2 separate regions of the Homo sapiens genome follow, and region 2 is linked to region 1. The links are chromatin loops, found by intact Hi-C in ENCODE. Cell type or tissue: mammary epithelial cell. All regions are shown on one strand.

What was found. Hi-C counts contacts between places; a loop is a spot of excess contacts. Peaks named below come from ENCODE experiments on the same cell type or tissue, not always from the same donor. Only the 100,000 strongest peaks of a DNase experiment are listed, where the experiment ranks them.
Region 2: it touches region 1 in a loop (7-fold over the local background); 2 of 110 quality-filtered maps call a loop at or near these places.

The regions. Positions count from the first base shown.
Region 1 is chr10:9,303,784-9,306,283 of GRCh38, reverse strand. No RefSeq gene overlaps it. Among named protein-coding and RNA genes, the nearest start is that of LINC00709, 29 kb to the right of the region's middle. In mammary epithelial cell, a CTCF peak has its summit at 1,028 (motif pointing right); no DNase peak of the experiment used is centred here; H3K27me3 peaks cover 220 bases.
Region 2 is chr10:9,081,166-9,083,665 of GRCh38, reverse strand. No RefSeq gene overlaps it. Among named protein-coding and RNA genes, the nearest start is that of LINC02676, 180 kb to the right of the region's middle. In mammary epithelial cell, no CTCF peak of the experiment used is centred here; no DNase peak of the experiment used is centred here.

The DNA of each region.
Region 1 (2,500 bases):
GGATTGCTGGGTCAAATGATATTTATTTCTTTAGGTCTTTGAGGAATCGCCACAATGTTTTCCAAAATGGTTAAACTCATTTTTACTCTCACCAACGGTGTATAAACATTCCTTTTTCTTCACAACCCCACCAGAATCTGTATTTTTTTGACTTGTTAATAGTAGCCATTATGACTGGTGTGAGATGGTATCTCCTTGTGGTTTTGATTTGCATTTCTCTAATGGTCAGTGATGTTGAGCTTTTTTCATATGATCCTTGGCCGCATGCATGTCTTCTTTTGAAACATACTAACCAACTTCCAACTCACTATATGAACCTTGAAATATTTTGCTCAACATGTTTGAGGTTCTCTGTTCTCCTTATAGTTTTTGAAGCACTTCTTTCCTTGTGAGAGACTTCCTCCTGCCACCACCAAATCTGTATCAAAGCCAGAAATCTCTATGGATCTGAGGGCCATTTTTTTCTTTTCAAAATATCAGTAGGTATATCTGAAGTATGAACTCAGACTACTAGAAAGTCAAGTGGTTCTATTGGCAAAACTATGTATCGCTCATGAAACTATATTAACTATGCGTAACTATCTTTTGTGCACCTCATCAAATTCACTGATAATAATCTTTGTCAATGGTCCATATTTTGCTGCATCAAAAAACCCGAACGTCGGGTAAGCATTCGTTGGATTCAGGGTAAATCCACCTTGCCCTTTGATGGCATGTTACGCTGGAATCATCTTTCATTCTTGAATTGTCCATATGGAGAAGCACATTGGCTTTGCCTGTGTTATCTATAAACTGTCAGTTATCTACTATGTATGCTTTCTTTTATTAGTTTTCTTTTTCTTTAAAGTGAATATTTGTTTCTGCACTAGGCATTCAGAGTAAAATCCCTTTTTTCCTTAAGACACTACATAAATCCAGGCTTGCATTTACTATGGCATTGATCAAACTAAATGCCACTTACTAACCAATACAGAAGAAAGTAAAGTCAACAAGTTATATTATATGAGCATTTAAGGGAATTAACCTGAATTGCCAGTAGAGGTCTCTGCTGCTCTATGTAAATATCTTTTAAAGGCAAAGCAAAGGAAAGCAAACAAAACAAAACAAAAAACAAAACCTAACACCCCCCACCAAAAAAAAAAATTTTTTTCGAAGAAATTTGCTGGCTAAATTGTAGTGTGGCACAAAAGGTGCATTAGAAGAGGAAAATATATTTAGAGCTTATGCCATATTTTGGGGGTAAGTGGCTAGGTCTGTTAAGGAATGCACCTCTATGGAAGCAAATCTGGCTACATTTCATAGGGGGACTTGAAGTTAGACTCATGTAGAGAATAGCCTTAGGCAGCCCAGCAGGGATTGAGTACAGCAGGGCAATGGAAGAGCAGAGTGGAAAACGAGTAATATTGAATTAGCCAGAGTCAGGTACAGAAATGCCAGGTGCCAGGTTTGTGTTTAGGTTGGTACAAAAGTAAAGTGCTGCCAACGTTGAAAGTAAGGGCAAAAACTGCAATTACTTTTGCACCAACCAAATATATCTCCAATTACCATACTGGGATACTGCAACAGTAATTCTGTTTCAAGGATTAGCAATGTGAAAAATGCCAGGTGACAGTATTAAACGTATTGGGGTATCAAGATGCATTAATGCACAGATTACTTATATAAGAAAAAATCAGTGACTTAAATATTGCTTTTGTTCTATAAAGATTAGAACATTGTTACAGAAAGAAAAGTAGGCACGCAGTTGTTAGAACCAGGTGTGAAGATCAAAGCAGCCCTGGTAAGTAGTAGTAGTGATCAGAAGCTGAACCACCTGAATAACTTCATTTCCTTACATTCTCTCTTATGGGAATAAGATTAAATTTAGAGCATGTGCCAAGTCTGAATCTGCAGAGGTGAATTGATACACAGGAGTAGGTACCTAGGCAGATTTATTAGCCCATTTTCACACTGTGGTAAAGAACTACCTGAGAATGGGTAACTTACGAAGAAAAAAGGTTTAATTGACTCACAGTTCAGCGTAGCTAGGGAGGCCTAAGAAAACTTCCAATCACTGAGGAAGGCAAAGGGGAAGCAAGGACCTTGTTCACATGGTGGCAGGAGACAGAGTGAGAAAGGAAGGAAGGGAGGGAGGGAGGGAGAGCAGGAAAGGGAGGATGGAGGGAGAGAGAGAGAGAAAGAGAGGAAGTGCCACCCTTTAAAACCATCAGCTGTCCTGAGAACTCATTCACTATCATAAGAACAGCATGGGGAAATGGCCCCCGTGATCCAATTACCTCCCACCATGTCTCTCCCTCAACACATGGGGATTACAGTTTGAGATGAGATTTGAGTGGGGACACAGAGCCCAACCGTATCAGCAGACCACTATAGGCCAAGTTTAAATCTGGGTTTAGTGGTTTTTCTATTATTTTTCTTTAATCTTACCTGTTAAGTGGAATAATCTACCAAATACTTACTAGTAATTACCACATGTGAAAAGGAGGGAGAGGAAGCAGCG
Region 2 (2,500 bases), 220 kb after region 1:
ACAGATTAGTAGACTACAGCAGGGATCCAGGCAAGAGGAGACAATCAAGAAGAGCAGATGGTAGCAGTGAAGATGGTAATTAATGGTTCAATGGTAGACATACTCTGAAAATAAATGCAATATGATTGCCTGGTGTTTTGCATGGGAAGATGAGAGAAAGACAGGGGTCAACAATGTTTCCAAGGCTTTTGCTCTGCACAAAGTGGAAGGATGGAGTTTTCATCAGTGGATATAGGGGACGCTGTGGATGAAACAGGTTTGGGAAAGAAGAATGAGAAATAGTTTGGGGGAAATATATATGGCATCTCCATCCTCTCAGGCCAGGCAATAGAACATTGTTCTTGACATCTCTCTCTCCCTCACCTATTGCATCATTCTATCACTTAAATTCTATCAACTAACTTCAAAATTAATGTGTCCTGGATGACTAAAAGAGTCTCTCAATATGTTTCTCTGCTTCCATTCTTGTTCTGTTGAAATCCCTTCTCACCAGCAAATAGACTAATCCTTTAACACTGTAAATAAGCACTTGTCCTTTCCCTTTCTAAACCTTTCAAAGTCTCCTCACTTCTCTGCAAGTTCTTTTGATCTGGTAGCTCCCTCCTTCACTAATCTGATCTCAAGCAGCTTTCTTTATTTCTGAGTCTATCTTCAACCACACCTGGACTTTCTTTAGTTCCTGGAATTCTCTCTGCTCAGAAGAGTTTTCCCACAGCTCTTTGCTTGACTTAGTTCCTGGTCAACCTTCAGGGGTGTCTTCCAGGACCACTCAATCTTACACATTTTCTGAGTACTCAGCCTTTTTTTCTTCCTAGTAGTTATAATTTGTAAACTCCAGGTGATAAGAACTAAATCTATTTTGTTCTCCACTTCCTAATGCCTAGCTGGCACCATGCCCAACACAAAATACTCTGTCAATAACTTTGGCAACGAGTAGAATTATCATTCAAAGAGGATATTCAAAAATCCTGATACAATTTTCTCTGGTACTTTTAAATTCATCAACTCCAATCATAATTATCTTTAATTTGGTCCCTCAATATGGTTTTTACATGTGTATGTTGTTCTTCTGTTCCTTCTAGTTAGCCTTTTTTTTTAGAGTGTTGAGAAAAGTTTCTACAGAAAGATTACACTTTATTAATCTTTAGTGAAGTTGAGAAGATTTACCTTGTAACAACAACATCTAGATTGGTTGTATCTGGAGACTATAAGATTGAGTATTTATTCAGGTTGGATTATTTTAGAGTCTCATTTGAGGGTCTTTTTTGAGATTAGGAAGCAGAGAGCTGGGCAGAGAATGTTGTTTTGTCATGGAGAGATGGTGTACCTTCAGGTATTCTCGTTAATAATAGCCTGGTTGTGCATATGCCATGAAAGAAAGCTATGAAAAGACATATCTGACACTCACGTTGAGATTGCAATCTTCCACCTGATGTTTCTGTTCACAGCTTTCATAAACTTGAGAAAAGAAGTGATAACCCTGAAATGAATCACCATACTAGTGGCATTCTAGTTCAAGTTGAATGGGACTAACAAAATGTACTCCTTAGGAGCCTGAACTCCATTTAACAAATAATGAAACCAGAAAATGCACACAAACAGACATGAGAAACATTAACCCTTTGCTACCCAGGTAAACTTTGGTAAATATGGAGTGTGTGTGGGTGGGGAGATGGGGTGTGAAGTGTTATGTAAAGTGTGTGAAAGTATGTACTTAATCTTCTGCAATCAAAGTTCTTCTCTTGTTGTCTTTAGGAGAGAGCTGCATTGTAGAAGGGAATGAACTAAATTGTATTATCTTATTTGCTATTTGCCTTTAAATATTTTTATTGTAGAAGAAAATCCATTTTTTTTCCAGGTCTCATAGGTATTTATTTCAAGCCAGGGCCTTCTTTCAAAGAGCAATAATCACTGACTCCAATTCAGTTAGTTTGTTTAATGTTTTGTTTTCTTTTATTTTGTTTTTTGAGAGAGTTTTTCTCTGTCACTTAGACTGGGGAGCAGTGGCACAATCACTGCCCACTACAGCCTCCACCTTTCATGTTCAAGTGATCCTCCCACCTCAGCCTCCTGAGAAACTGAGATTACAGGCACGTGCTACCATGCCTGGCTAATTTTTGTATTTTTTGTAGAGATGGGGTCTTGTTATGTTACCCAGGCTGGTCTGGAGTTCTTGGGCTCAAGTGATCTTCCCGTCTCAGCTTCCCAAAGTGCTGAGATTACAGGCATTGAGTCATGGTTCCTGGCCTATTTAATGTTAATGGTGCTAATGAGTCATTTCAAACAGGTATTTGGGGATGTAAGAAAAAAAAAGTAGAGAAAGCATGGAAGGGAAAGAGTTAGATTTAAGTATATGGAGAAGAACAATACCAGCAAGAATGCAGAAAGAGGAGAGATGGGGAAAAAGAAAAATCTAAAGGTATCATTTCTATTTTTAAAATATTCTCCATTTTATATCATAAAAATATATTTGTCCACATCCTTATTTCCCACATATACT